Linked DNA regions of Homo sapiens: all the other regions are linked to region 1. A link is a loop called in an ENCODE intact Hi-C map of the cell type or tissue named here. Cell type or tissue: PC-9. All regions are shown on one strand. Region 1 overlaps LOC105378676 (a long non-coding RNA gene). Region 2 has its middle 60 kb from the start of ZNF684. Region 3 overlaps CTPS1 (CTP synthase 1).

Region 1 (8,000 bases):
GAGAGATGAGGGAACTGTGGCTTACAGAGACGAAATGACTTGCCTGCTTCCACACAGCTAGTAATTTATTGAGTTAAAATATTTAACATAATTGGGATGGTGCCTCGCACATAGTAAGAAATATTTAAGTGTTAGCTGCTACAACAAAGAGAACAAGAAAAGTGGATTTCATTTTGTTTTGTTTGAGACAGAGCCTCACTCTGGAGTGCAGTGGCACAATCACAGCTCACTGCAGCCTTGAATTCCTTGGGCTCAAGCAATCCTCCTGTTCCCAAGTAGCTGGGACTACAGGCGCACGCCACGCCATCCAGCTAATTTTTTAATTTTTGTAAAGATGGAGTCTCACTATGTTACCCAGCCCGATCTCAAACTCTTGGGCTCAAATGATCCCCCTGCCTGGGCCTCCCAAAGTGCTGGGATTACAGGCATGAGCCACCGTACCTGGCCCAGAAAGATGTTAAAGTGGCTTGCAGAGCAGAAAAGACTTCTTTCTGATTCCACTCCGTCATTCAGACCCAGATTGCTTGCTTCCTGTTGCTCTGCTTTTCATGACTCCAACCTCGTGGGCCAAGATGTCTCCTCAAAGTCCAAGTTGGCTTTCTTTCCTTTTCTATCTTTTTCTGCAGAGCGGAATCTGGGTCATGGACATCTTTGTGTCTGGCTCTCAGGAAGGTGAGACTGAGGAGGTGAGCACACCTGGTGTTCTAAGGCCCAGTGACTCATGTCACTTTTCAGATTTTCTTGACAAGAATTTAATTACATGAGCACACTTTGCAGTAAGGAAGGCTGGGAAATACGGTTTCTAGCTGGCGACAATGTGTTCATCAGTAACTTAATTACTCTGGAAGAGGGGAAATGGATTTTGGTAGACAACCAGCAGCCTCCACCACAGCCAAGTGACAGTAATAAGTGGCTCAGTTGAGATTAGAACTCAAGTCTCCTATGCCCCAGAGTACTTGGTACAGATGGGGAAGATATCAGAGGCCTGAGTCCTACATAAAGAGAATTGTTGCCTGGGCACAGTGGCTCACGCCTGTAATCCCAGCACTTTGGGAGGCCGAGGAAGGCAGATCACCTAAGGTCAGGAGTTCGAGGCCAGCCTGGCCAACATGGTGAAACCCTGTCTCTACTAGAAATACAAAAATTAGCCGGAATGGTGGCACGTAGTCCCAGTTACTCGGGAGGCTGAGGCTCGAGAATCACTTGAACCCGGGAGGCAGAGGTTGCAGTGAGCCGAGATCGCACCACTGCACTCCAACCTGGGTGACACAGCGAGACTCTGTCTCAAAGAAAAAAAAAAAGAACTGTTTAGATTTAGTAGACCTGGTAGCAGTCATCACTATGAATACTCATCTGTGGCAACTCACTTCCCTTCTTTGAGTCTCAGTTTCCTTGTCTGTAAAATGAGGATAGTAAGGGGCCTTACCCATGAGTTGCTGCTGTGAAAACACTGACCACAGTTCATAACACATACTAGGTACTTACACAGTGGGAAGGATGGGGTAGAATTTGAACATGAGCACGTGAAAGAAGGAAATTCCAAGGGAGGTGACAATGTGTGCAAATGCCGAGTGACATGAATGAATAAGACTTTACTAGGAAAGGCAACAAGTCCGGGGTGGTTAGTGTGTAGGGTGCATGGTCAGCGGGGGAAGGGTTGTGCTCGGAGTAGGCAAGGGTCAAAGAGGGGTGACCCTTAGTGGCAGGCTGAGGAGCTTGAACTTGATTCTGTTAGTAATGGGGAGTCACAGACGACATGAGCCGAGTGGAAACAGTTGGGTTTGTGTTTTGGAAAGGTCACTCTGGCTGTGGTGAGTAGAATGGATTTGAGAGGGGCAGGTGGGAGAAATGGAGAGCGCTGAGAAAGCATGAAATGCAATGTCTAGCATACATGAATATTCTTTTGAAGAATGAATGACTCTATCTCGATTACTTAGGATTATGCACGTGGCTTTGAGTGACAGAAAAACAGTAGCTTAAATAAAAAGAACCAGGTAGGTAGTCCAGAATGGGTGTAGTTATCCATAGTGTCAGCATCTAGGCCCCACCACCTTGTTGCTTTGTCATTTGTGGGTTAGACCTCATGATCCAAAAAGGCTGCTCGAGCTACCATATCAACATTCCAGCCAGAAAAAAAGAGAAAAGAGGAGTCGTGAACTTTCTGGAAGTTTTCTGCCCCTAACTACAAAAGAGGCTCAGAAATGTAGTCTTTATTCTGGGTGGCCATATGTGTAAGCAGAATTCAGAGGTTCTGCTACTGGGAAGAAGATGGGAATGGATCCTGCAGTCACGATAATGACCCACTGATGTGGAGGCTACAGGAAAGGAGTGGAAAATGATTCCCAGGGGTGTGGCTTGGGGCACAGAGTGACTCTTCCATGAGGTGAATCCTAGCAGGAAGAGCAGGCTGTAGGGAGCAGGATAGATTAGGATGGACACATCAGGCCATCCAAGGTGGACATCTAGGAGGAAGAGGGCCAGATAAATGGGTCTGGAGCTCAGGAATTAGGTCTGGACTGACAGTAACTTTGTTTGGGGGGGTATTAGCACATCCATTGTTGCCTTGGGAATGATGATGCCCAGTGATAAAAGAATGTGGCCAAGGACAGAACCTTGGATAGAGGCCGAGAATTAGCAGCTGGGGAAGTGGGAGAGAAACAGCAGAAAGGTGTCCTGAAAGCCCAGGGAGATGTTTCCCAAAGGAGGGCGTGGTCAGGGGTTCCTAATGCTGCTGAAAAGTCAGGTAAAGTGAGGACTAAAAAGAGGCTGTTCAATTGGGCAATCAGAAAGTCAAAATGACTTTGCCAGAGCAATTCCAGGGGAGTGGAGAGGCAGGAGACAGGATGCCATGGTCAGTGGGAAATGGGAAAAGAGGAAGTCAGGTCAACAAAGGTAGATGAATTGTTTAAAGGATCTTTTTGGACCTCAGTGTTTCCATGGGTCAAGTGACCCATGTCTGGGGCTTCTTTGCTGCGCTTTTTAGTGGACTTAAAAGCATTGAAAAGGCCTCTACAGTTGGGTTCGGCCTGGACGGCGCCTGCTTGAGATGGGATGCAACACCCATCTTTTCTCGGCAGGTGGCAGCACCACACCAAGTGACACCACCTGGACACCTCGACCAACACGAAATCCACATTGCACATCAGTGCATTTTCAGAGAAATGAAGCTTAGATCCCCAAACACCAAAGCGTTGGGTGGTGGTTGTTGCTGTTGTTGTCATTTTGGATGGAAGCCTTGAGTAGAGAAAACTGAATGGAACTTTCTGTTCAAGTCCTGGCTCTGTCACTTACTGGCTGTGCAACCTTCAGCAAGCCCTCTCACACATGCAAGCCTGCTTCCTGGTTGGCAAATCGGGCATGAGAACAAACCCAAAACCACCTCATGGTGTCACAGTGAGTCTGTAACAAAGTGCGCTTGTGTCGGATGTTCCTGTGGACAGACTCAGGGCTGGGGTGGGCAAGCGGGGATGGGCTCAGAAGCAGAGGGAAGGGACCAGACCCGCACAGCCATGGGGAGGGGGTGCCTGTGGTCTTTACAAAGGCTGCACACAACAGTACTGCTGGAGTCAGGAAAGTTGGGTTCGGATTTTGCAGGTGAGGGAACCAAGGCTCCCATATGACTCTCCACAGTCATACCCCTCAAACAGGCAAAGCAGAGGCACCAAAACCAAACTTCAGAAGAAGAATTTGATGCATAATATTTTTGAAAAAAAAAAAAAGGCTCAGAATTGCAGCATGGGAAAAATCTGAACTTCGTGGAACTTCTTTCCCATTGTTGTGTGGTTTCGTATTGTTTGCTGCCCTTCACTCCCCTGGTCCCTGTTTAATGCCCACGTTCTGAGAGCACCCCTGTATCTGCTCCTTCCCCCTAAGATGACATGGGGGAGGTTAAGGATGTGAGGGGAGGAGAGGAGGAAGCCATCCAGCCATCTGGAGGTCGAGAGACTCGGGCTCAGCTCTGGGCTCTGCCTTGGCTTACTAGGCCTCAGTTTTCCCAGCTGCAAAATGAGGCTATGGGACCAGTGGTCCCTTGGGAGCCTTGGCAGCTCTGACTTTTTATGAAGGCTTTGGATTCCCCTTGAGCTTCCCTGACCATCTCTCTGAAAGACGCCCCCTGCAACACAGTCACTATTCCATTTCCATTTTATTTTCTTCACGGCACTTATCACCCCATGAAATTATCGTGTTTTTTTTGTTTGTTTTCTGTCTAGACAGTAATCTACTATCTACTCTATGTGAGCAGGGACTTTGTGAGTGAGCTGCTAGGACCTTGGCACCTAAAATAGTGCTTGGCATGTACTAGAAATGAACAAACAATTGTAGAATAAGTGAATGAAGGGCAGAGAACACAGCCCCTTACTCTCTGAGACAAGTCCTGGAGTCCCCTTCTGTCAACTGCTCAGTTCTACCACCCCTATTTCTCTCTCTCTCTTTCAGATGTGCTGAACCTAACTAAAGCACCTTCAGGTGAGGTGTCCTGCCCTCAAAGTCCAGTCTGTTTTCCTGGCTCCAGACAACTCCAAGCCAAGGTCTTTACTGACGCCTTGTGGCCGTGGGGACACACAACAGGGACTGGGTGTATTCTCACTGGGAGATGATCAATCCCAGGTGGCTCTGCTTCCCTCCCTTCCAGCCAGCATATACGAATCACCTGTGTGCCCAGCCTTGCTTTGGGGAGAGTGATGACCCCAGCAGATGCATATCTTTTCTTTTTTAGAGACAGGGTCTCACTCTGTCACCTAGGCTGGAGTGCAGTGGCGCGATCATAGCTCACTACAACCTTGAACTCCTGGTATCAAGTGATTCACCCTCCTTGGCCTCCCAAAGTGTTGAGGTTTAAAGGTGTGGGCCACCGTGAACTGGCCACAGATGTGTTTCTTGTCCTCCAGGAGCTGAAGTCACACCAGGGGAAGGAGCAAGATTGTGGGGTCCAGGAGAGGATTTAGGGGAAGTCTGGCAGGGGCGAGTGGGAAGTAAGGGCAGACCCCATCCGAGTTCTGGGCAGGCGGGGCAGCTTGGGTCTCAGGCCTCAGATCCTTCTGCCAGGGTATCTGTTTGACAGCAGTCTTCCCACCTCTTCCAGGAAATCCTTCACATCTCCCACTCATTTTAGAGCCTGTTTGGGAAAAAAAGAAAGAGAAGAGGATATGCCTCATGCCCAGAGAAGCCATTTGGGACAAAAACAAAGATGTTGAAGGAGGATTTTTAAAATCCTCTGTGATGTATAATGTAAGTCTTCTATGACATTGCTTCCAGTAAAATCCACCTTACTAGCTGTCTTAACCAGGTCTTGCCGTGATAATGCCATGAAGAAAACAAACCCCCAATCTCAGTGTCCTACAAAATCAATGATTATTTCACACTCCTAAGTCTCCAAGTCAACTGCAGTTCAGCTGATGCTGGCTGGGCCAGGCTGGACTCTTGAATTCAGTCTAGGTCAGGTCTGCTCCACATGCCTGCATCCGGACCCAGGATGAAGAAACAACGGCTATCCGAGGCTCTCGAGGTGGAAGAACTTTGCCATGACTGTATGGCTTCCGCTTGAAAAAAAGCATACTGTCCTTCCTACCTGCCTTCGATTGGCCAAAATAAATCCCATGGCCAAGCCCAAAGTCAGGGGGTTGGTAGAGTGGATGCTATGGGGTTCCACCCAGATCCACCCTTCAGAGCCTGCTGGGAATCTTCTGCTGGCTCACAACTGTGTCACTCATTGGGAATTGCCCTTGGCCACAGGGAACTGCCTCACCCACAGTCATGGCCATGATTGGCTAATGATTGGCTGATGGTTTCCTTTGAAGGAAAACAAAGGCCTGCCTTCTTCCTTCAGTTTAGCACAACTCTTCGGGGATAGATGAGCTCTAGGGCTCCTGAGGATCAGCAGCTACCTCAGTTGCTATCGCATAGTAGATCAACCTCTCCTTCTGTCTAATCCTACCTCCTACCTTCCTTATAGATGAATCTCCTGAGCACACTCCCCTAAAAACCTTCTGCACACCACTCTCTGTCTCGGAATTGGTTTCCAGGAAACCTGCTGTAAGACAGATAGGCAAGTACACACCATGCAAGGGTAACCATGGCAATGGCAAGGAAGGAAGGAAGACTTTCAGACAAAGAATACAATCGACTACAATAGTTACATAAAGGATACATCACAGAGACAGATCTATTTTGCCTGCAGCAAAATGCTAGGCACATGCTCAATGTGTATGTAAGGGGAGAATTGAGGCCACCTCTGGGAGGTTCCCATTTTTTATTGCACTGATTATATTTTGTATATTAGGATTCCAAATAGGTTATGCTGTAGCAAAGGTTCCTGGGCCTTCAAAAAAGGGTTTTCAAATCACTTGGTTCCATGATGTCTATAGCTCTGTTCAGCTCTGCCAGTTGGGATGGGGCAAACCCGAGTGATTCTCAGATCCTGTGCATTTACAGCAGAAAATGCGTCAGGTTGGTGGGTGAAATCCCTGTTGCAGGTGTCATTGGCTGAATTGCATCCCTCCAAAATTCATATGCTGAAGTTCTAACCCTCAGTTCCTCAAAATGTGACTGCATTTGGAGATAGGGCCTTTAAAGAGGTAATCAAGTTAAAATGGGTTTTTTAGGGTGAGCTCTAATCCAATATTACTGGTATCCTTATAAGAAGAGGCGATAAATACATCAACAAGCAAAAACCAACCCCATTAAAAAGTGAGCAAAGGATAGGAACAGACAATTCTCAAAAGAAGATATACAAGTGGCCAAAAAACATGAAAAAATGTTCAGCATCAATCATCACTAATCATCAGAGAAATGCAAACGTAAACTACAATGAGATATCATCTCACACTAGTCAGAATGGCTATTATTAAAAAGTCAAAAAATAACAGATGTTGGCGGGGTTACAGAGGAAAGGGAATGATTATACATTCTTGGTGAGAATGTAAATTAGTTAAGCAATTTGGAGAGTTCTCAGAGAACTAAATATAAAACTACCATTCCACTCAGCAATCTCATGACTAGATATATACCCAAAGGAAAATAAATCATTCTACCAAAAAAACACATGCAACTGTATGTTCATTGTAGCACTCTTCACAATAGCAAAGACATGGAATCAACCTAGGTATCCATCAATGGTGGACTGGATAAAGAAAATGTGGTGCGTATATACCATGGAATACTATGCAGCCATAAAAAGAAGGAAATCATGTCCTTTGCAGCAACTTGAGCAGCTGGAGGTTATTATCCTAAGCAAACTAATGCAGAAACAGAAAGCCAAATACTGCATGTTCTCACTTATAAATGGGAACTAAACATTAGTTACACATGGACATAAAGATGGCAACAATTGACACTGCAGACCACAAGAAGGGAGAGGGAGGGAGGGGATCAAGGGTTGAAAAATGACCTGTTGGGTACTGTGCTCCCTACCTGGGTGATAGGTTCTGTCGTATCCCAAACCTCAGCATCATGCACATCATGCAATATACCTTAGTAACAAACCAGCACATGTGTCCCCAAACCTAAAATAAAACTTGAAAAAAGAAAAGAAAAAGAAAACTAGGAACACAAAGAAGAAGAGGAGGAGGAGGAGGAGGAAGAGGAAGAGGAGATTATTAGGACACAGAGAGAGACCTCAGACCTGTGTACATAGAGAACAAGAGATAATCATGCAAAGATACCAGAAGAAGGCAGCCTCTACAATCATAGGAGAGAGGCCTCAGAATGAAACCAACCCTGCTGATAACTTGGTCTTGAATTTCCAGCCTCCAGAACTTTGACTGTGTGATCATGCACTTCTGTTGTTTAGACCTTCCAGTCCATGATATTTGCTATGCCATCCCACACAGACCAACACACCGTGGTAGCAGCTATCACGGTCCTGCTATACACAGAGGTGGGTGGTAGGGGAAGATGTGCCTCTCAGCTTCTCAGAGGGAAAACGAAACTGTTTTAACAATTGGAGCTGTCAAAAGTACGTGAAATATGGCCCAGTGCAGTGGCCACTGCACTCTGCACTC
Region 2 (8,000 bases), 260 kb after region 1:
CTACTCCTATGAGAATCTAATACCACGGGTAATCTGACAGGAGGTGGAGCTCCGGCAGTAATGCTCGTCCACAGCTCACCTCCTGCTGTGGGGCCGTTTCCTAACAGGCCATGGTTCAGTACCGGTCTGCTGCCCGGGGGTTGGGGACCCCTGCTTTAAGAGGTTTGGGAAACCCCCATAATCAAATCAAGGTGTCTGAATTCTCAGGATGGCTCTAATGTAACCCAATCAAGACAGTCCCTCAAGGTGGCAGCACAAGGTCTGTTCTGACTTGCAAGGAGGACCTTTGCTTGGCGGTGACCTCTCTCACTGGGAGACCTCATCCCACACAGCTTCCGGCCTGCTCTGGGGAGCCCCAGCCTGATGGAGAGTCTCCCCTCCCCAGCTTCATTTCGTCAGATTATGCTCACCCTGCACAGGGTTTGCTCACTTTGCCTGAGGCACGAGACGGCACCTGAGAGGTTATTTTAGCATACAATTTCTGCTGAGCATGGTGGCCCTTGACTGTAGCCCTTGACTGTAGCCATTCCAGAGGTCGAGGCAGGAGGATTACTTGAGCCCAGGAGTTCAAGGCCAGCCTGGGCAACAAAGCGAGATCATGTCTCTTAAAAAAAAAAAAAAGAATAAAAAAGAAAGAAATTTCTCACCTTCTCCTGGGTCCCTGCCCACAGTTGGGGTCAAGCCAAGGCACCCAGGGCTCGGCGACTGTCCACCTCCCCTTATGCCCGGTCTGGTGGCGGCCCAGGCCGGGTGGGAGGATGAATCCCTATCCCCAGGACCTCTGCACCTCTCACTTTGTGTGGAGGCCATTCTTACCATGTCATTAGGGCACGGAGCACCAGAGGAGTGGGGTACCAGGTCAGACGAAGTACCAGGAGGACCTGGCAGGGCCCAGGAGGCCCCTGGCCCAATCCTCCTTCTCCAGGAGCACCTCCTCTGCTAGATTTATTCACAGCAAACAAATCCATCAAATAAGACCTTTTGCGCATTCAAAAAACAAAATTATTAAACACCTTGTGAATAACTGCCACAAACTACCCTCATGCTGCTTACTAGTGGGAAAGACAGAATAATAAATGAATAAATAAATATGAATAGTATCTAGTGTGTGTGTGTAAATATGTATCTAGATTTAAAATTATTTTATTATATTTTAGACAGGTCTAGCTCTGTCACCCAGTCTGGAGTGCAGTGGCACAATCGTGGCTTACTGCAGTCTTGAACTCCTGGGCTCCAGTAATCTCCCTCCTTGGCCTTCCAAAGCCTGGGGTTACAGGCGTGAGTCACCCAGTGGAGTATCTAGTATATTCATGTTGACTGGTACTCAGGAGAAAACGCCGGGGAAGGACAGGGAGAAACAGGGCAGTCCAGGGCGGCCTCTCTGCAAAAGGCACAACTGAGTAAAAGCCTGAGAGAGATGTCTATGTCTTAGAAATTTTTTCATGTTATTAGATACGAGCTACTGTATTCTTTTTAATTGGTGCAGTACTTCTTTTAAAGAGGTACCATACTTCTTTATTAACCTCCCGATTTTTAAAGATGCTTCCAATTTTTCCTTATGAATTAACTGACGATTGTTGTACAGTATCCTCTAGATTCTAAGACTCTAGTTTTTAACATTTCTGAAGTCAGCATGTGGTTTACACTTTCATGGCAGCTGAAACACGCGGGTTTTGGTGTCTTGCTTCTGCTTCAACCCTAACTCACCTACCCTTTGCACCTTCAGCTCAGGTGTACATGGTGCCTGGAGGCAGCAGACCCAAGACCCAGAGCATGCAACTCGACTTGGAAGCAATCCAACAGAGCAGCTGTTGTGGCTAGTGGAGGTTCCCAAATACCTGTCATGAGTGGTCTGAAGCTTCTGGAAGTAGTGAAGTAGGGAAGCTGCAGACTGCCAAGAATCAGAGAAAGTCTGAGCTGTCATTTACTTTGAATGAGGAACTTAAAAACATTCACAATATTGGTGGACAACCCACCCATCAGCACACCTAGGGTGCCTCAGTTTCTTGTGCAAGGGCTCAGAGGGCAGATGCTCACAGTGTTGACTAAGCGTGCACCGAGTAAGCTCTCACTGGAAGGAACAGTGGTACAGTGAGAGGAATGCCAACCAGCTGCAAATTAAAACTACATGAGACTGAAGAGAATGCAAACACAGGAATCTGCCAAACCTGCCAAAACCCTGCAGAAACCGGACAAGGTTGTCACAGCTGGTTATAAACCTGTTGCTAATCATCAGTGTAATATTGCATATGAGAAGAAAAAGAAAGAAGAGGGAAAGAGGGTGCAGGCTGATAAAGACCACGTTTTATCCTTGCTATTTGCTGCCTTCGAGAAACACCAGTGTTACAACATAAAGGATGTGGTTGGCATCACAATGCAACCTGTGTGTGCCTCAAGGAAATCTTGAATGAGACGGGTGTTTGAAATGTCAGTGGTCCCCACAAAAGCACATGGAGCTGAAGGCAGAGACTGACATTATCCGGCAGCAGCCAAGAGTGAGCAAGAGGACCCTTGGTCATGCAGCAGGAGATAGCAGGAGCATAGTCATCTGCTGACACTAAACTTATGTGAGGCTGGGCTATTTTTGGTAAGGGGTAGGAGTTACAGGGCTACGTATCTTTTTTTAAGTATTCACTTTTACATTATGAACCAGGGAAATAAAAGAGATATAAAATGAGAAAATATTTTCTGATAACTGCCTGTCTTTGACCACACCACACATTCTAAAACAACTGAAGAATAATGTGTTTTTGAAATGTTTGAAACATGTGGCCCTTTTGTGCAGGACAGAGGGGCCCCAAAATTGGGACTTAGCCCAGGTGAGTTCTTGGCTTTGCCTAGGAAAGAATTCAAGGGCCAGCCAGTGGTGTTACACAGCAATCGTTTATTGAACGGTTCTGCTCCTCAAGGAGTGTATTAGTCAGAGTTCTCTAGAGGGACAGAACTAATAGCGTAGATGTATATATGAAAGGGACTTTATTAAGGACAATTGCCTCACACGATCACAAAGTGAAGTCCCACAAAATGAAGTCCCACAATAGACCATCTGCAAGTTGAGGAGCAAGGAAGCCACTAGTGGCTCAGTCCAAGTCCCAAAACCTCAAAATTAGGGAAGCCGAGAGTGCAGCCTTCAGTCTGTGGCTGAAGGCCTAAATGTCCCTGGCAAACCACTGGTGTAAGTCCAAGAGTCCAAAAGCTGAAGAACTTGGAGTCTGATGTTCGAGGGCAGGAAGCATCCAGCATGGGAGAAAGATGAAGGCCAGAAGACTCAGCAAGTCAGCTTCTTCCATCTTCTTCTGCCTGCTCTTTTCTAGCCTCACTGGCAGCCAATTGGATGGTGCCAAGACTCACAATGTGGGTGGGTCTTCCTGAGGGTGGGTCTTCCTCTCCCAGTCCACTGATTCAAATGTTAATCTCTTCTGCAACACTAGAAACACCCAGAAACAATACTTTGCATCCTTCAATCCAATCAAGCTGACACTTATTAGTAACCATCACAAGGAGCAAGGCTAACTCACAAGCAGTGCACCCAGAACCAGCAACCTATGGACTTTTGGCAATTCTGTTTATACCTACTTATACCTACTTTCAATTACACACAAATTCAGGGGTGGGTTAATGCAAATTGAGGGGTGCGTTATTTAGAACTTTCTAGGAAACAGGTACTAACTTTTGGGTCATTGCCATAGCATTTGTAAACTGTCGTGGCACTGGTGGGAATGTCTTATGCTAATGAGTAACGAGGACAGCTAGGGATGGCTTTTGTCTCCATCTGCTGGTTTCAGTGGTTTCTTCACTTTATCCTGTCGGCCAGATCCTGTTTTGCTCATCAGGGTTGTGACCAGAAAACAAGTCCTGCCAGTCTCCTGCCTCACTTTTATATGCAGACATATTAATGAAAAAAAAAAAAAACTAAAAGAGCAAGCAAATTAAAACTTGCCAGCTGGCAGGCAGAGGAAGACAGCGTCTGGCTGATCAAGTGGGAACAGGCAATATTCGCAATCCTTTCCTTACTTCAAGTGAGTTCTGTGAATTGTCTCTTAAATTTGGAACCCTAATTGGTGCCTAAAATATCTTTGTAAGAGATTCCACTCTGTGGCAGCAAGCACTGAAATGAACACTTAAAATAATAATAGCAACAGCGACGAGAAGAATGGCTAATATTTATGTGCTTGCTATAAGGTAGGGGCTATGTTTGGGACTTGCCATCATTTATCAGATAATATTCCTTTTAGTAGCCAGCCCCATGAGGGAAACGTGGAGACCCTCTTCTGCTCTCCCATCCCATCTTTCTTTCTTTTTTTTTTTTTTTTTTTTGTGACAGTCTCACTCTGTCGCCCAGGCTGGAGTGCAGTGGTGCGATCTCGGCTTACTGCAAGCTCTGCCTCCCGGGTTCACACCATTCTCCTGCCTCAGCCTCCCGAGCAGCTGGGACTACAGGTGCCCACCACCACACCCGGCTAATTTTTTGTATTTTTAGTAGAGATGGGGTTTCACCGTGTTAGCCAGGATGGTCTCGATCTCCTGACCTCGTGATCCGCCCTCCTAGGCCTCCCAAAGTGCTGGGATTATAGACGTGAGCCACCATGCCCGGCCCCATCCCATCTTTCAAAGGCTGTCCAGGGGTACAGGGTTGAGGAAGGGTTCGGTTTTTCCCTCTTGTTTTAAAAGGTGTCTGCATGCTGTCAGAGGGGGATATCAACAATACTGGAAAGAAGGTGAAGTTGAGGAAATCCTTCAAGGTAAACAGGGTGGGATCCTGAGCACAGATTGAGTCAGCAAGGACTTATTATTTTTTTTTTTTTTCTGAGACGGAGTCTCGCTGTGTCGCCCAGGCTGGAGTGCAGTGGTGCAATCTTGGCTCACTGAAACCTCCGCCTCCCGGGTTCAAGCAATTCTCCTGCCTCAGCCTCCCAAGTAACTGGGAATACAGACACATGCCACCATACCCGGCTAATTTTTGTATTTTTAGTAGAGATGGGGTTTCCCCATGTTGGCCAGGCTGGTCTCGAACTCCTGACCTCAAGTGATCTGCCCACCTCGACCTCCCAAAGTGCTGGGATTACAGGTGTGAGCCACCGCACCTGGCCTGCAAGGACATTTTTAATGGGCAGAGGAAAGAAACAATATTAGTACAGATGCAGGCACAGAGGTAGATGTGGTGGGAGGAAGAAGGGAGCTTCCTGGCTTTCCTTTGTGGTTTTCTTATTCTCTCAATAAAATATGAGGCAAAGTTATGAAAAGAGTGGGGTAAGCTGCAGCTGGTTTACAGAAAGGGGGAGAAAATTGTCATAATTGCTAACAACGACTGATTGAGTGCTTTTTTTTCTTTTTTGAGGTGGAGTCTCCCTCTGTCACCCAGGCTAGAATGCCGTGGCACGATATCGGCTCACTGCAACCTCTGCCTCCCGGGTTCAAGCAATTCTCCTGCCGCAGCCTCCCGAGTAGCTGGGATTACAGACACCCACCACATCTGGCTAATTTTTGTATTTTTAGTATAGACAGGGTTTCACCATGTTGGTCAGGCTGGTCTCAAACTCCTGACCTTAGGTGATCTGCCCACCTCTGCCTCCCAAAGTGCTGGGATTACAGGCGTGAGCCACTGCGCCCAGCCTGATTGAGTGCTTCTTAGGCATGAGGTAACACTGTGTTGGTGTTAACTCATTTGATCCTCACAACGTGTAAATTAAACAACATTTTGAGCTCATTCTTCAGATAAAGAAGTGAGGGGGCTGGGCGCGGTGGCTCACGCCCATAATTCCAGCACTTTGGGGGGCCGAGGCAGGCGGATCACGAGGTCAGGAGTTTGAGACCAGCCTGACCAACATGGTGAAACCCCGTCTCTACTAAAATACAAAAAAATTAGCCGGTGTGGTGGTGCGCGCCTGTAATCCCAGCTACTCAGGAGGCTGAGGCAGGAGAATCGCTTGAACCTGGGAGGCAGAGGTTGCAGTGAGCCGAGATCACGCCACTGCACTCCAGCCTGGGCAACAGATCAAGACTCCATCTCAAAAAAAAAAAAAAAAGAAATAAATAAATAAAAGAAAGAAGTGAGGCAGAGAGAAGTTAAATAACTTGTCTGAGGTTATCCAGCTACTAAGCGGGCAGAGAGATGACTTGAATCTAGACTCTGAAATGTCAGATACCAAGGCCTGGTCTTTCAAATTGTCTTGGAAAGCAGGCAGCAGGCTAATTAATGAAATGTGGAATTCTTGGGTGGTTTCAGTACTCTCTAAGGTGAGAGGCCAGGCTCAGTGACTCATGCCTGTAACACCAGCACTTTGGGAGGCCAAGGTGAGATGATTGCTTGAGGCTGGGAGTTTGAGACCAGCCGAGGCAACATAGTGAGATCTTGTCTCTACAAAATAATTTTAAAAGTAGCTGGGCATGGTGGCACTTGCCTGTAGTCCCAGATACACAGGAGGCTGAGGCGGGAGGATTGCTTGAGCCCAGGAATCTGAGGCTGCAGTGAGCTATGATCATGCCACTGCATTTCAGGCTGGGTGACAGAGCAAGACCCTGTCTCAAAAAAAAAAAAAGAAAAAAGAAAAAAAAGAATTATTATGATTGAGGATATCGGTGAAATCACTTAGAGCATAATTCCCTCCATTCATCTTCTATGAGAAATTGGAGCTCAGAGTTAATGGAAGGGCATTCAGTAACAGGATCAAGTATGAATGGCCTAGAAAATTAGGCAGAGGCTTACGACTTAAAGTGGTGAATAAGGAGACACTTAAGGTTTCTACCAGGTATAGTATAAACAAAATAGGCCGGGTGCGGTGGCTCATGCCTGTAATCCCAGCACTTTGGGAGGCCGAGGTGGGCAGATCATGAGGTCAAGAGATCGAGACCATCCCAGCCAACATGGTGAAACCCCGTCTGTACTAAAAATACAAAAATTAGCTGGGTGTGGTGGTGCGTGCCTGTAGTCCCAGTACATGGGAGGCTGAGGCAGGAGAACTGCTTGAATCCAGGAGGCAGAGGTTGCAGGGAGCCGAGATTGTGCCACCGCACTCTGGCCTGGCGACAGAGCGAGACTCCGTCTCAAAAAAAAGAAGAAAACATAGTATTCATTTAAGTGGACACCAGAGTTTTTAGGAGAGAATGTTATCAAGATGAAAAGGCCAGCTTTATTCCAAAGGTTCTGAATAGCACAGAAACAATAAACATGAGTTTTATTTATTTATTTGTTTTTGAGACAGGTTCTCAAAAACTCTTATTAAAATTTCAAAATGGTCTGAGTGACAGATGTGGTATTTGCCAACCTTGGCTAAATCACACAGAGGACGGGCATTTCCAGTCTACACAGACGAGCACATGGTGAAGGAATGAACAGGCCAGCCTTTATGCTTTATGCAACAGATTGCCTGGCACAGGATGGGCACTCAGTGAGTGTTTCTTAAATGTGCAAATGGCTTTCAATGAAGGAATATTTACTAAATATATCCATCCAATTAGACTGTTAAGGACAATTCATGGTTGGTTTTAGGTCAATTTGAATTGGTAAGTGAAGCTCTGGAAATTTTTTTAGTTGACAGATAAAATTGTATGTAATTATTGAGTAGCTCTAGAAATGTTAAGAGCAAGTGAGTAATTGACTCTAAGGACTTTCAGGTTGGAAGGTTGCAATTCATTTAACTAGAACAAAATGAATAAATCAACCAAAGCTTGGTTCTGCATCACACATATATAGAGGTGCTAAAAAATTATATTCAGAACTGGTGGAAAGGGTGAACGAAAGACTGGGAGAGAGTACCAGCTACCTGGTACCACCACAACTATCTTCTATGTGCCATTTTCCTCTACTTATACTATAAAAATGTATTTAGTGCTTATTTATTTTTGCGTCCACTGAGAGTCTTTGAAATAAACCAGGGTACTTCTTCATGTTTGGATGAAGGAACTTGGAATCAAAATTCTGGATGGTGAAGAGACTAAAATACAAAAAGCTCAGTAAGGATCACCGGGAGCTACACCCTTAAAGTCTGTCTGGGAATAGG
Region 3 (8,000 bases), 150 kb before region 1:
AGGAAAGTAACCGATAAGGATGAATGTAACCTCACTGCCTCATTCTGTTGAGGCGCCCATGCCTAGGAGTCTGACTGCACTGCCAGTGTCCTTTCTAAGACCCACACTGCTTCTATGGCTATCACAGTGCATCCTAAAAGGGTATGAATAAGAGAGGAAAGAATGAACTTCAAAAGCAAGAACGAAACCAAAAAAAGCCAGCCTGCTCCTCGAAGCCACAGCATCACCCTAAGACACGCGTCCTGGGCACGCAGAGCCAAAGGCTGGGCCAGCGTGAGGCAGCTCTTACTCATGACTGAGTTCTTGGTCTGGAACAGGGTTCTCCTCTTGCCCAGCCTCATGGTTCCGCCCATCTGCCCTGGGTTGTGTTCTGGCATGTCTACGACCTGGAGATGTTCAGAAAACAGACACCAACTACAGAACTCTGCTTCCGCTAGAGAGAAACCTCCCTCGCTGAGTGGGTGGCAAAGGCTTGTAAGTAAGCTCTAATTCTCCAGGCTTTCCTTATGAGACATTTTGTCACAGAAGAAAATGCCTCCCAGTTGGCATTTGTAACCTCGGTTGGGTGGAGGCTCCGTCCTTCAGCCTGTCCTCCTGATCTGCAGACAGGACCACAGCAGCCCCTCCTCAGGCTAGTCCCGCCCCAGCACTGTGGACGGTAAGCATCACTTCCTTAGAAAGACTGATACAGTAGCACAGACACGGACTGGATGTGTCATAACATGTCTGTCATCGCCCCAGCTAGCCTGATGACTGCTCAAAGGCAAGGGATGCAGGGCTAGCACCCTGCAGCTTAGCAAGCATCTGAGGACTGGGTGGGCCATGCACTGATGGCCCAGTCCACCTCTCAGCCCAGCGTTCCCAGGCACCTTCTGATTCCAGGCTCTCTGTGCCCTGTTCCTCCTGACCCCAAAGCCCCATGCTGCAAAACATTTGCTGGTCCACTCCTGAGGCCTTAGTATCAGCAAAGTTCAATTTCAGGTCAACAAACACAGTGATGCTGTCTAAGTGCCGTGAGATCAAGAACTTTGTCCGTCTCATTTAGCACGGTGTCCTCAGTGACAAGGGCAGTCCCAGCATATAGTACGCATTCACATTTGCTGACTGCTGAAAAACGTAAATAAGTGCCCTTCCCTTTACATCCCTGTCACCCTGGGCTGGGAATTCAAAGGTGATTAAAGGCATCGTCCCTCCTCCATGTGCCTAACAGTACAGCGGGCTGAGAATGCCACATGCCCTCGGCATGAAATCTAACGCAAGGTACGCCAGCCTGGAAAATCTTTGGATACGGTTAAGCCAACCAGTGCTCCAACCCAGCAGTTCTCCCAGGACTATGGCTGGGGATCCCATGAATTAATATAAAATATACATATGAAAGCAGTGAGAGCAGCGGCTGGCACACAGTAAGTACACATGCCAGGGTCTCATATTAGTATCTATACTGTGTTCTGGGAGTTGAGGGGAGTAGGGATGGAGAAGAATTTTAATCAGGAATCCCCTCCAGTTTCCTGGGCTGGTACCTGTCTTAAAAACTTTCTGTGGTCAATGAAAGATTAGGGAGGAATTACATAATGAAAAAGAAAAGTTTTTCCTCTCTGGTAGGTCTGAGTGCCCAAAACCTCAGGGTTCTTTGGGATGGACTCAAGCAGTCTCACTTCTTGTCTCTAATCATCAATCACGTTCATAAATGCCCCTTCTACACCCTTCTAAGCCCTGTGGAGGTTCAAACACTTGACTCACCACGGGATGACTGGTCGTAGGGTCAAACTCTGTAGAATTGGCATCTGAAATACCAAAATACTTGTTATGAAAATAGTTACAAACGAAAGTGATTAATAGTTTCATTGCTAAGCTCTAAACACAACTTCCCTCCTCAGTTTAAGATCAGTGATTAGAACAAAAACTAAAGATAGCATCCCCCTGACCTCATCCCCAGACGAGATCTCACTGTTGTCCAGGCTGGAGTGCAGTGGTGCGATCATAGCTCACTGCAGCCTTGAACTCCCAGGTTCAAGCAATCCGCCAGCCTCAGCCTCCCAAGAAGGTCAAACTACAGGGGCACACTACCACATCCAGCTAATTTTTTTTCATTTTTTGGAGAGACAAAGGCTATATTGCCAGGCTAGTCTCAAACACCTGGGCTCAAGCAATCCTCCTGCTTTGGCATCCCAAAGTACTGGGATTACAGGTGCAAGCCACCAGACCGGCAATAAATAGCATTTTTAAGACATAAAATACTCAACCCACACACACGTGAATTTTTTTACGTTAAGTATAACTCTCTGGAAAGTCAATCAGTACAAAATGGGAAAATCAAAACTAATGGCATAACCTAGTAATTTTTAATTAGATACTGTATCTTTGACAGTTTTTTTTTTTTGAGACAGAATTTCACACTTGTGGGCAACAAGTGTGGGCAGGCTGGAGTGCAATGGCGTGATCTCGGCACCAAAACCTCCACCTCCAGGTCTCAAGCGATTCTCCTGTCTCAGCCTCCCGAGTAGCTGGGATTACAGGTATACACCACCATGCCCAGCTAACTTTGTATTTTTAGTAGAGACGGGGTTTCTCCATGTTGGTCAGGCTGGTCTCGAACTCCTGACCTCAGGTGATCTGCCTGCCTCGGCCTCCCAAAGTGCTGGGATTACAGGCGTGAGCCACTGCGCCCCGCCTGTGACAGTTCTTATATTGTTTGTTTGTGTTTTAAGACAAGAGTCTCACTATGTCACCCAGAATGGAGTGCAGTGGCACAATCTTGGCTCACTGCAACCTACACCTCCAGAATTCAAGTGATTCTCATGTCTTGGCCTCCCAAGTAGCTGGGATTACAGGCGCACACCACCACACCTGGTTATTTTTTGTATTTTTAGTAGAGATGGGGTTTTTCCATGTTGGCCAGGCTGGTCTCGACCTCCTGGCCTCAAGTGATTAACCCAACTCAGCCTCCCAAAGTGCTGGGATTACAGGCCTGAACCACCATGCCCAGCCAAGTTTTTATATTGTCTTAATGTTTCAGACTCTTGTCTCTCTGAGATAAACAAGTACTATTTCTTCTATACTTCTTTCATCTTCAGCAGCTAATACAAAGCCCTACTCAACTGTTTCACTCAATAGCTCAGTCAGAAATGAACTGATTTCAACTCAACCTTTCTAACCTTCATTGAACTTACCGTCTAACCAAAGCAAAACCACTAAAGACCAAAAGGCAAAGGACCAAGTTCCTGGTACTATGTGAACGCTGGGCACTGTTCTCCTCCTGGCCTGAACCAGGGTCCAGTCTCAACTGAAGTGTAAGCTCATCACCAAAGCACCTACCCATTTGGGAACCTAAGTGAGAGGCAGAGGTCTGGGGCTGTGAAGGATCCAGGGAGACCAGAAAGCCAGCTCTGGGGTGGCGGGTGATAAGACAGTGCCTCTCAGGACTCAGAAGCCAGCACTCAAGGGCATGCTGTCTACCAAACTAAGCCACACCGCCAGGTCACTGTGAAGCAGCCTCTCAGGGAAAGGGTGAATGAAACCCAGCCCTAAACCATATGCTGGCCACCAGAGTCACTTGTTCTTTATAAAGTCAAACTGCTTTTACATTCCTTCAGGTTACTTTATTTTCCACAGAATTTACAAGGTCTTTCTGAAAATCTAGTATTTGTCGGGTGGGCTACAGAGAATAAATGGGCTGTGGTGGACCATTCCAGGGTGGCCCCAGTGCAGCATGCTCAGTCTTCACACCCATGTGTGTTCTCCTCCCCTGCCGGCTCGGGGCTTGGCCACGTGACTTGTTTTGGCCAACGGGACATCAGCAGGCCTGATAAGTGCCTGCATAACAGGCCTGTCATTTTGGAGTCCAGCTGCCCACCCTGTGTGAGGAAGCTTGGGCTGGATTAATGAATGATGAGCCACTAGGTGGAGACAGCATCTTGACGTCCCGGCTGGGCCGAGCTCACAGCTGAACACAAGGCAGGAGTGTGCCATCTCAGATAGTACACCACGTGCAGCTGAAACCCAGGCACTGAGCCAAACCACAGAATACTGAGATGAGAAGTCACTGCTGTTGGGAGCCACTGAGCTTTAGGGAGGTCTGTCACATAGTAATACACAGCTAGGCGAAGAGCTGATATTATCTGAGCATTTCCCTATTTTCCAGGCACTACTAGAGACTATTTACATACATTATCTCCCTTAATCATGTGAAGTACGTACCTTTATTACTCCCATTTTACAGAAAAAACGGAGGCCCATAAAGGCTAAGTAAATTGCTTAAAATCACCCATAAGCGGTAAGGTTGGAATCTGAGCCCAGTTTCAATAGCTCCAGAGCCCAGGTTCTCATAATAACTGCCCAAGCCTCACTTAGGACAAGGACTTCACACCAGGCACCAGCTTCAGGATGGTGGCCACGGTGATCAAAGTGACAGAATCTCAAGAACAGGAACACAGAGGCAGAAGGCAAAGGAGGGAGTCTGGCTGTGCTCCCTCCTTCCTGCATGGAGGAGCCGTGCTGTTCCTCAAGAGGCAAGGCAGCTCCCTTACGGCACACCATGAGGTGCTAGGAACCCAGGCCTGCCCTTCTCCAAAGCTCCTGATCACCCAGGCGGCAACAGGCCTCATATCCTCCAGAAATACACAAGCGGGAATTGAATGAGTGTCTTAATGCACGCTTACCTTGCCATCCCAGCACGTTTCTTGAGAATTCAACCACTGCCAACTGCATCCCTAAGCACACGCCTTCCAGTCGGGGGGAAAAAACAAACAAAACTCCATTGAAAAGGCAGCTCCTACTTTTCCCAGCAGCCTCTGCAATGGCCTTTGTGTCCTTTATTTGGAGAATTATAATTGCAAACTCATAACTTCCTGCTATGAACAAGTACTCTCTGCTGTTACACTTTACTTGTATTAGATTTCAAAAACTGCATGTAAAGTAGATGAAAATTCTAGATTTGCAAAGTTATCCGATTTTAGAAGTAAGTGATATTCTATTCAGTACTTTTTTCCCCCCAGACAGGGTCTTGCTGTTGCCCACTCTGGAGTGCAGTGGAGAGATCTTGGCTCACTACAGCCTCAAATTTCTGGGATCCAGCAACCCTCCTGCCTCAGCCTCCACAAGTGTTGGGTTTACAGGTGTGAACCACCGTGCCTAGCCTCAGTACTTTAAAATTCAAGTTTTCTTACCCTCTCTCATTAAGTTTTTATTTATAATTGTTCAAGTTGAAAATTACTAAAATGTACAGCACCAGGAGGCATGCAAAATCATTTTGTCCAATTACAGTCAGCTGTTGTGCCAAGTGAGCAGATATAAAACTCAACCTCACGTGTGCTACAAACAGCTGGGTTCATTAAATGGACAGGAATTCACAATTCATTCTCTCAAAATTCCACGACATCTACATGTAGCTCATAAGCATAAATAAGCTTTCCAAGACTGAATTTGTCTCTAAAGAGAAAACATGAAGGCTTCTACTTGAGCTCCTATCCACAAAGACAGCATGTTTCAGTAATCCCCCCACTTTGTTCATAGGCTCCCACGTGGCACCGTTCCCCACTCTTTCCTACTCTTAAGTGAAGACTGCACTGCAGAGCTCCTTACCCAAAAAAGGCTTTTTCTGATTCCGAGCCCAGGCAATTGCTTGGATTTTTCCTTCTGTTCCTCGAACACCAAATCCTCCTGGAACCAGCACTCCACTGCACAAAAGAACAAACCACAAAGGCAATTCCCCTTTTCTACCAGTCCAACTTGCAATAATCGCCTAACGGGCCATTACCAAGACACTGAAGCCATGAATTAACCCCATACATTGTGCTACTGTGACAATGAATTGTATGTAAACACTATCAACTTAGAAACTGCATATGAAACTATGGACTTTTCTTAGTAACTTAAGAACATGCTTATTGCAAGTGAAAAAGATAGTATACATAATTGTAATACTGCCACTGCACTATCTTTGGTACTGAGTTGTTCACAATTTTTTTTTCTTGAGACAGGGTCTCACACTGTTACCCAGGCTGGAGTGCAGTGGTGTGATCACAGCTCACTGCAGCCTTGATCTCCCAAGGAGCTGGGACCACACCCAGCTGGTTTTGTTGTTTTTGTTGTAGAAACAGGGTCTCCCTATGTTGCCTGGGCTGGTCTTGAACTCTTGGGCTCAAGCAATCCTCCCACCTCAGCCTCTCAAAGTTTTAGGATTACAGGCATGAGCCACTGTGCCCAGCCCAAAATTTTAAATACATATATTAATATTAACAATTTATCTTACCTCTTGGCTTAAAATGCTCCCCTAAGGGGGCCTTTCTTCATCAGCTCTGTGTGCCGTACTGACCAAGACACTCAGAAGAAGGTGTACACCTCCGTAATATTCAACTGTTCTAGTGAACCAGAAATTCTTGCTAATGTTTTACTATTATAAATAACAGCTGCCAAAACAACTGATGAGACTCTACTGATGGGTACTCATCAAATGTTCTGGATGAAAAATCCTTAAATGAGCCTCATCAATAGATGCATATGGCAAACAATATCAAAATCAGAGCAGCTTTTCAGATCCAATGATATTGACAAGCTGCATTTTTTAAGGATTAAATCAGATGGCATGTAGTCTTTTCAACAATTAAAAAATATTTTAACAAGTCAATTACCTACTACTGGCACATGAAAACAAGAGGACTTTTTCATTAAAACAAACCAAAAGAACTCTGGAAACCCAAGGCAGCGAACTCTACTCACTGAGCACTACAGAGCTTCTGCCAAGCTTCGTGGTAGCGCACGGGCTCTTCTTGCGAGGTGATGGGCTCCAAGTCCGCAGAATCTATGTACTGGATGTTATTCAGACAGGGGAGAAAAGCAGGCTCGTGACCCCAGGCTGTGCGTTCTTAATTTTTAAATAATATTATCATTTTATCAAAGTTGTCTTTCTTGATTCTGGCTTTAAAGTGATCATCTTAATACTGGCTTTAAAGTGATCAACTTAATATATTTAATAACTTAAACATTTTTTAAATATGAGGTTTTAAAATACAACAGTTTCCTTCAAAATCATTAAATTCCCAAATCTCTCTCTTTCTGCACTCTACTGTGTTCAGGATCGGGTCTCAGCTAAGCCTCTGCAGCAGACTCTAGAGGGCTTTCTGTTCAATGACAGCCTCCTCAGCCCATCTTCCGCCCAGCTTTTGTGGGTTTTTTCTTTTTCTTTCTACCATATTGAAGCATAATTCACATACAATAAAATACAAGCATTTTAAGTGCATACTTTGAAGAGTTTTGTCAAACATACACACCAAGATATAGAATGAGCCGGGCGTGGTGGCTCACACCTATAATCCCAGCACTTTGGAAGGCCGAGGCGGGTGGATCACTTGAGGTCAGGAGTTCGAGACTAGCCTGGCAAACATGGTGAAACCCCATCTCTACTAAAAATACAAAAAAAAAAAAAAAATAGCTGGGTGTGGTGGCATGCACCTGTAGTCCCAGCTACCCAAGAGGCTGAGGCAGGAGAACTGCTTGAACCTGGAAGGCAGAGGTTGCAGTGAACTGGGATCATGCCACTGCACTCCAGCCTGGGTGACAGAGCGAGACTCCATCTCAAACAAAACAAAACAAAACAAAACAAAACAAAACAAAACAAAACATAAGTTACCATCTTCCCAGAATGTGCCCCTCTACCTCCTACCCCAAACAACCTCAGATCCAATTTCTATCATCACAGATTCGTTTTGCCTCTTATAGAACATCATATAAATGGAGCCAAATAGTATATAACCTTTTGTGTCTGGCTTCTTTTGCTTAGTGTTTTTGAAGTTCATCCATGTTGCTGTGTTTATCAGTTGTTTGTTCCTTTTCTTTTTTAACTTTTTTTTGCAGAGACGGGGGTCTCGCTATGTTGACCAGGCTGCTCTCGAACTACTGGTCTTAGGCGATCCTCCCACAGCAGAGCCTCCCTAAGTGTTGGGATTATGGGCTTGAGCCAGTCAGTGTTCAGCCTGGTTTCTTCCTTTTCATTGCTGAGTGGT

The links. A loop is a pair of places that touch in the nucleus more often than their neighbours do. Peaks named below come from ENCODE experiments on the same cell type or tissue, not always from the same donor. Only the 100,000 strongest peaks of a DNase experiment are listed, where the experiment ranks them.
Region 2: a loop joins it to region 1, with 16 times the contacts of the local background. A loop is called at or near these places in 21 of 110 quality-filtered maps.
Region 3: it touches region 1 in a loop (10-fold over the local background); 12 of 110 quality-filtered maps call a loop at or near these places.

What each region holds. Positions count from the first base shown.
Region 1 is chr1:40,845,264-40,853,263 of GRCh38, reverse strand. It overlaps LOC105378676 (a long non-coding RNA gene), which reads left to right. Exons shown (of 3, transcript XR_947239.2): 2 at 4,438-4,467; 3 at 5,084-5,167. Among named protein-coding and RNA genes, the nearest start is that of CITED4, 13 kb to the left of the region's middle. RefSeq lists an enhancer at 1,176-1,265. In PC-9, CTCF peaks have their summits at 2,886, 3,085 (motif pointing right), 4,332 and 4,536 (motif pointing left); a DNase peak (open chromatin) is centred at 4,543.
Region 2 is chr1:40,588,130-40,596,129 of GRCh38, reverse strand. It overlaps the pseudogene GTF2F2P2. Among named protein-coding and RNA genes, the nearest start is that of ZNF684, 60 kb to the right of the region's middle. In PC-9, a CTCF peak has its summit at 3,754 (motif pointing left); a DNase peak (open chromatin) is centred at 3,799.
Region 3 is chr1:40,999,835-41,007,834 of GRCh38, reverse strand. CTPS1 (CTP synthase 1) reads right to left here. Exons shown (of 19, transcript NM_001905.4): 10 at 6,718-6,806; 11 at 5,581-5,675; 12 at 4,659-4,721; 13 at 1,741-1,784; 14 at 290-386. Among named protein-coding and RNA genes, the nearest start is that of SLFNL1-AS1, 11 kb to the left of the region's middle. RefSeq lists a silencer at 612-812 and enhancers at 1-950, 3,695-3,844. In PC-9, a CTCF peak has its summit at 3,833; a DNase peak (open chromatin) is centred at 4,004.